Regions from separate parts of the Homo sapiens genome. Here all the other regions are linked to region 3. Evidence: chromatin loops called from intact Hi-C (ENCODE). Cell type or tissue: PC-9. All regions are shown on one strand. Region 1 overlaps RAD51B (RAD51 paralog B). Region 2 overlaps RAD51B (RAD51 paralog B). Region 3 overlaps RAD51B (RAD51 paralog B).

The links. Hi-C counts contacts between places; a loop is a spot of excess contacts. Peaks named below come from ENCODE experiments on the same cell type or tissue, not always from the same donor. Only the 100,000 strongest peaks of a DNase experiment are listed, where the experiment ranks them.
Region 1: a loop joins it to region 3, with 11 times the contacts of the local background. A loop is called at or near these places in 3 of 110 quality-filtered maps.
Region 2: a loop joins it to region 3, with 4 times the contacts of the local background. A loop is called at or near these places in 1 of 110 quality-filtered maps.

The regions. Positions count from the first base shown.
Region 1 is chr14:67,963,564-67,966,063 of GRCh38, reverse strand. The region is part of intron 7 of RAD51B (RAD51 paralog B); the gene reads right to left. Among named protein-coding and RNA genes, the nearest start is that of RAD51B, 150 kb to the right of the region's middle. In PC-9, no CTCF peak of the experiment used is centred here; a DNase peak (open chromatin) is centred at 1,473; H3K4me3 peaks cover 1,076 bases; H3K27ac peaks cover 2,111 bases.
Region 2 is chr14:68,461,508-68,464,007 of GRCh38, reverse strand. All of the region lies in intron 9 of RAD51B (RAD51 paralog B), which reads right to left. Among named protein-coding and RNA genes, the nearest start is that of RAD51B-AS1, 220 kb to the left of the region's middle. RefSeq lists an enhancer at 82-376. In PC-9, a CTCF peak has its summit at 1,141; a DNase peak (open chromatin) is centred at 187; H3K27ac peaks cover 1,924 bases.
Region 3 is chr14:68,145,598-68,148,097 of GRCh38, reverse strand. The region is part of intron 7 of RAD51B (RAD51 paralog B); the gene reads right to left. The region is part of intron 2 of LOC105370546 (a long non-coding RNA gene); the gene reads left to right. Among named protein-coding and RNA genes, the nearest start is that of RAD51B, 330 kb to the right of the region's middle. In PC-9, no CTCF peak of the experiment used is centred here; DNase peaks (open chromatin) are centred at 1,097 and 1,567; H3K27ac peaks cover 2,349 bases.

The DNA of each region.
Region 1 (2,500 bases), 180 kb after region 3:
TAAAAGTAAATGCTAACTCTTGGCTGTATAAATAGGAAGGAGGCATTCATTTAATACTATTGCAAACCAATTTAATCACTGCTATAATGCCAGTACCTTCTGGGATTGAGTCCTTCTTCCTGGTTTGCCCAAGAGAAACTAGTCGGCAGCCACTAGTCTGAACTCTGCTCTAACGGTGGCCCTACTGCTTGGTCTATGCACGTGGTTTATTTCTTTTGTCAAGAGTACTCTTTGTAAAATCTTGGCTTCCTCAGTTCCTCTATACAAGCAAGAGTTTGTCAGGGAAGAGTGTTCTGTGTATATGGGGCAAGGAAAGGCATGATCAAAAGCACAATTACATAGCAAGCTCAGGGAATTATGAGGAAGCTTGTGGGAATGGAGTAAATGTACATGTGTGTGTGCGTCTGGCAATGGGAAATACGGTAAGGGGGAAATTATGGCAGGTAATGAGATGAGAATAAGTAGATCAGAGCCAGACTCTGAAACCCTGGCATGACAAGCTAAGGAGTTTAGACTTTATCCCTTATGTGTTAATGGGGACCCATCAAAGGTTTTTAAACCAGAGAGTGATATGATTAGAACTGTCTTTAAAGAAAGAGATTTGACAAGAGTATGGAGGATGGATTAGAAAATGGAAAGGTTAAAAGTAGATAAGCAGCTCTCCAAGAACTGAAATGGAAGATGAAAAGGGCCTAAACAGGGCAATGGCTAGGAGAATGGAGGGAAGAGTACAAACAAAGTCAAAAAGCAATTTTAGTGATAGAAGAAACAGGACTTGTTGACAGATTGGTTGTGAAGACCAAGGGAACATAAAGACTCAAGATGAATGTGAGGTTTCCAGCTGAGAGGATGGAGAGGCCACTAATGAAGACAGAGGATATAGGAAGGGAGGGAGGGTGTTTGGAGAGTATCCGGAAAAATTAGTTTGGGATTGGTTGAACTACTTACTAGGATAGCAACCCTTACTGAGCTCCAAAAGGATAAGGATCTTGTTTGCCAATTTTCTCTGTGCTGCACCTGCTGCAATACCATGTGCATTTAATTCAAGTTTGTGAGAATGGTGATAATGCTAACGTGTGCCAGGATAATTGAGACTTGACAATATTTAAGATATCTCTTCAAAGTGCCTGTGTAGAAAGGAAATATGAGACAAGGTGGTTTGTTTTACTTTTCTGTCAAATTTCTTCTTTAGTAGTTTCCAAAATAAATTCCCAATAATAACAGGGCTTTTAACAAGAAGGTCCATTACTAAGAGCAACCTGCGGTAGACCGTCGTATGTCTCACAACTTTACATTCTACACATTCCAATAATCAAGTCACATCAACTCTAATTCTCTTTCTTGTTCAGGAACCTGTACTACCACTTAACATTCTAAAACCTGCCACACCCAATAGTCAAACATAATCAGAGCCATTTTAACAATATGGGGGAAAAAAAAAGAAAAAGAAAAAACCTCACTGCTGTTAAAAAACCTTAGGAGGAGATACAGAAAAAGAAAGCACCATTTGTTCTGGTTAATGTTGTTGTGTAATGTTTTCTGGGGTGTGCCCTGTAGGCATGTTGAAATCATAACTAAATAAATCAGCTCCAGCAACGCAAAGAAACAATATTCCCTTCCCCTTTGGCTGCCTGAAGGAATAATGGCATCTTCTCCATGATGTGCACACACTTTGGAGCTGCTTTGTTTTTAATCTTCTGCCAAGTCAAGTTTTAGTTTTATTTTAATTTTGGTAACCACAGTAAATTCCAAATCTTTGACAAGTAAATGCTTTCTTTCTCGCCAGAATCCCACTCACTTTCCTTTCTAACTCTAGGAGTTCAATAATGGCTGCAGTACTGATCTCTTTTCATGAACAAGAAAATAAATACACTATAAATTAAGCATATTTCCTGACATTTACATGATGGTTTAAATGTGACATGAGTACAATAAAATTGTCATCTTGTTTGCCCATCATTGTATAAATATATATGTATATATATTTATGTGTACTGTAGGGAAAAGAACAGCATAGAAAGTCAGGAGATGTGCACTCAAGTCTCATTCATTTCAGTTGGCTGTATGACGTTAGTTTAAAAACTTAAATTTGGTTTCCCTATGTATAAAAGTTAGGCAAATATACTAGATGGTTTTCAAAGTCCCTTTCACTTTAAAATTCTGATTCATAAGATTATGTCTGTTACCGATTTTTTTTAAACACATGAAAAAGTCACTCAAAAAAATCCTAAAAAAAAGAAAAACCCTAATTTTTGGTGGTAAAATGAAATAAGCCTCAGAAATTATCTAATCTGTACAGCTTTGAAACTACATTCTATGGGAAATGCCTAAGCCAAGAGTTATAAACTGTTTATTTCTTGGAAGGATTTCATAGTTTAAAGAGAAAGATTGCAACCGGCTAATCTAGTTCAGCTCTGTCATTACAGATGAAGAAACTGAGATCAGGAATGAAAGAAGAAATATATTAACACATCCATAAAATACTGTGCAACTATTTAAA
Region 2 (2,500 bases), 320 kb before region 3:
TCAGAAAATGGAATGTTGGTTAACTATAGTTCAATATTAGTCAGCTGTGAGATGTAATTTTCAAAAATCTAGCAAGTTCTCAGGTTATATCAATGGAGATATAGTATGTGGAACAAGGGAGGTGATAGTCCTGCTCTCCTCCTCACCCAGGAAACCATGCCTGATGCAATGTGTTTGGACTGGGGCCCAAATTCCAAAAGAAAAAATGACAAACAAGAAGGTGGTTAGAGGCCCAAAGCAATCAATGACCACAAACACTTCAATGCAAACATCATGGTAAGAGGACTGGAGTGAAAATTCATATTGCTTTTCTATGGGTTTTCTAACCTGAAGATTCTATAATATTATATACTAGTATATACTATGTGAAGATGCATATTGCTTTTACTATGAGTTTTCTAACCTGAAGATTCTGTCATATGCTAGTATTATACACTAGTACATATTATGTGAAGATGCATATTGCTTTCACTATGAGTTTTCTAACCTGAAGATTCTGTAATATTATATACTAGCATATACTATATTAAGATGTATATTGCTTTCACTATGAGTTTTCTAACCTGAAGATTCTGTAATATTATATGCTAGTAGTATATACTATATGAAGATGCACATTGCTTTTGAGTTTTCTAACCTGAAGATTCTATAGTATTATATACTAGTGAGGGGAAGTGTAAATTAGCTTTCTAGCCCAATATATTTCAGGAAAAAAAGTGATGCTTGCCATGTATCTTTGTGGATACATATAGATTCCTCCCTTTTTTTGATCTGAATTAATGCCCCATGACCCTTCTGCCATTCAAACTATAAACTATCCTCTTCCAAAGCAGACAACCCCCCAGCAGGTAATTTAGGCTGTGCTGGTTCAGATGTTCATCCATCCCATAAATCTGGGGAGTTCTAATCATTGTCTGACTTAGGTGGTTTTCAAGTATCATTCTATCTTCTTCAATACATGGTGCCCTGCAGGGAGGCCTAGGTACTTAATAAAACAACAGGGCCCTAGTGAAAAATTCTGATCGCACTCAAACCTGTGTGCAATGTGTGAAAGTTGGCTTTGGAAGTCTGAGGGTTCAAAGAAATATGTAACTGAGCAAGAATGAGTGTAGATATATGTGGCTCAGAAAGCCTGGGGCTCCTTGTGGTAGGTATGTGGTATGTGGGCAGTTAATCCCATCTCCCACAAATAGCCAAATTGTTTCTTCTTGAATATTTCCTTCATATCAGACCAGCTTGGCTTTAACTGCACTCTAACAAATACACTTTCTCCTCTCTTTACCTATCCTTGCAAGGAAAGTGGTCACCCATATTTTAAAATTCTTTGGAGGTGTCGGGCCTGTAATCTCAGCACTTTGGGAAGTTGAGGCAGGAGGACTGCTGGAGGCCAGGAGTTTGAGACCAGCCTGGGCAACATCGTGAGACTCTGTTTTGATTAATTGATCCAACTATCCATCAATTCTTTGGAGGAACATTTAAGGTATATCCAATATGTACTCGATGCTGGATCCCCAATCCCACTACCATCTGGAAGCAATTTTCGTTATTTGTGCCATCCACCCACCCATCCATGCACTTATTCAATCCACAAATATTTACTGGGCTCTTTTCTTTGTGCTTGGCACTGTTGTAGGTGCAGGGGATAGAGCAGGGAATAAGACAGAGAGGTCCTTGATCTCATAGAGCTGACATTCTGGTGGCAGAAGACAGACAATACAGGGAAGCCTTTGGGCTTTTTCCACTGTGACATTCCACTACGTGCTCCTCACTCTAGGGCATTCAATCCATCCATCAACAAACATTTATTGAGTACCACACTCTGGGCCAGGCAGATTCAATTTACACTCTGTAAATGTGCACTTATTAAAATACTGCTACCTGTTTCTACCTCAGTTTATTTTTTAGAGGCAAGCTCTGAATTTTCAGTGGGACTCAGCAGATCTGGGGCATTTTCTGTAATCTCACTCTGTTCCCTTCTCTAGGGCCCAATACGGTGCTTTTCAGCTGAGGGCTCCTAGAATGATGGGCAGGCATCTTCCTCACTGTTCTTCACTTCATCCCTATGCTGGTGTGTGGAGGTTTCTCTCCAATGACAAGTAGAAACACAGAGGCCTATGTACTCTAAATAAAGCGTGGAAGGAAAATTGGCCATTGGGGCCCATGGGCTTCTCCTTGTAAACTCTCTCCTCCTTCTTTTATGTCCCTCTCCCCAGGTTTCTATTTTGCTCTTAGTAAATAAGCTGTCAGCTAATTATCTCTACCCCTAAAGTGAGGGCTGGTAAACCTTCACGCATTAGCCCTCTCAGGTGTGTCTGCATTGTAATATAAGACTCTCAAAAAAGAGAAATGGTCTGTCATGATAGAAAGTGCAATAGGACTTGGGTGGGTAGGGGAGACTTCCAGGGTTCCTACAGTAATAATGCTGATGAGAACAACAACAACCAATGGACGTTAATCTTCACAATAATCCTCAAAGGTAGGTAGCTTATAAGTACTGAAG
Region 3 (2,500 bases):
CAAAATGAGTTTATACTGTATGATCCATTAATAAGGAACTCTAGAAAATGTAATATAATCTATTGTGACAAAAACAGATCAGTGTTTTGCTTATGAGGGTAAGGTAAGGAAGGGTAAGAGACATGGATTGCAAAGGTCATGTAGAAACATTTAAGGATAAAAGACATGTTAATTATCTTGAGTGTGGTGATGATCTAATGGGTATGTAAATATGTTAAAACATCAAATTGGACTAAATATGTGCTGTTTATTGGATGTCAGTTATAACTCAATAAAGCTCTTTTTTTTTTTTTAATTTCCCTTGCTTTATCTTTTTTGGTTCCATGTTTCACTCTCACAATAATTCCTTCCAGCTGTGTTGTAATCTCCTTCCGTAAGAGTTGTTTAAAATATAAAGAACAACTTCTTCATTTACCATTATATAAAAATATTTATTGAAAACCTAATGTATATAAGCCAATGAAGTGGGCACTTGAAGGGGATACAATTGGGCATTATAGAGATAGATATCAGATTACAAGGGATAAATAATACAGATGGTGATGAAATCTAGTGACAGATGCAGTTTACTAGAGTATAAAAAGGCTCAGGGAATGATTAAACAGTAAAGCAATTATTAGGTCCATGAAGAGCTCTTGCCAGAAAGTTTTTGGAAATGGCCAGGTTAATGTGTCAGAATTTCAAGCAGAATATAGAAGTTCCCATAGACAGGTCCTTACAGGTAAATTATTTTATATGTTCTCATTTATTAAACTGAAATACATTAAATCTCAATGTGAGGATATGAGCATAGAACTAATTTTTAAAAGTAGATTCCAGGACACATGTATTCATAGTATGTCTTCTGTAAGAAAAGTACAGAAACACATAGTCCCAGTGTCATCCAATTCAACTATTTCTCGTAGGTTTATAGATCTCAGTTGATGTTTTTAAAATACATCAACTTTGGCACTCTCCCCTCAAAGGCCAGGAATCTCTGGCTGTTATGCCTCAAGTGGAATAAGACTCCCGGAGAAATTCTTTTGCCACCACAACTATTTCAGTGTGGTTCTAAGTGGCGAGTCTCAATGCTTGCCAAATTCCTCTGGTCTGATCCCATCTGGATGAACCCAAAATACAGCAAAATAGGACCTTCTATTTCCTGGTCATATTTGATTATCCAATATCCCTCCAGAATCATGCCTGCTTTTTATCTTTAAGCAATCATTGGCCTAAGGCTCTTAATCTAATCTAAGACATTGTGTACAAATAGGCACAAGGAACACCCCCTCCCAACACTGCTATACTTTCACCTTTACTGAAAAAACAATTTAAAAAAAACCCTAAGAGTGTTCACAGCTTTTACTTATGTAGCCATAATTATGGGCCAAATTATATGAGCCTCAAAGTCCCCTGACAATTAATGGTTTCATATGAAGGATCCACTACGTGTTAGGTACATAGTGCCTCTTTCTAATTGCACTTAACTTCCGTTTAAAACCTAAGCCAGGGTCCTCTAATAGAGAAGCAAAATTCTGTCTAGTTCCTTAAGGTCCTTCCCTCTAATTCAAACTCAAGGCATTCCAGTAAGCCAACAACACCCAAGCAATTTGAGAGGCCCTTAAATGAAATTCCCCTGAGTCACCTCCTGCGACGATTCTAAACTTTTTTGTGGGGGAGGGGGCCGTGGGGGGGAAACAGAGTCTCAGTCTGTTGCCCAGGCTGGAGTGCAGTGGCGCCATCTTGGTTCGAGCAATTCTCCTGCCTCAGCCTCCTGAGTAGCTGGGACTACAGGTGCACGTCATCATATCCACTAATTTTTTGTATTTTTAGTAGAGATGGGGTTTCACCACGTTGCCCAAGCTGGTCTCAAACTCCTGAGCTCAGGCATTCCGCCCACCAAGGCCTCCCAAAGCGCTAGGATTATAGGCATGTGCCACCACGCCCAGCCTAAACTTTCTTTTCTTGCTCTGGCCTTTGCTAAATCCATCTTAGCTTTTGTTTCCTAACTCATTCCACCTCCCCACACTACTAGTTAAATAATGTAGTCCTTATTCCTTTTAACAACAGTCCTGGGCCCCTTTATATTGAACATAACTTCTACCTATACTCAGACCAAGTACGTATAATTTCACACTGAAGCTGTTCATCACATAGTTCAGTAAGTTTCAGAAAAACACTAAAAATCCAAAGTTTCTAAAAATGTAAACATAATATTCTACATAGACTATATATTCTAGATTTATCTAATAGTGTTTAGCCAGATGAAAAGCAGGGGCCAAACCCAAGTACTCTCCAAATGTCTTCTTTGGGTGAGTTCAACTTGTACAAAAGTTCTTGGATAGGATGCAGATGCACTGCAGCTAAGTACAGAGGAAAGCCATAAAGAAAAGGGAAATGTATGAATCACAATCAAGATATAAATAACTTTCAGTAATTCATTTCCAGACAATTCACTCAATTCACATATTAATACTGACTTCAAGAAAATACTACTGAACAAGAGAGGCTCAGAATACCC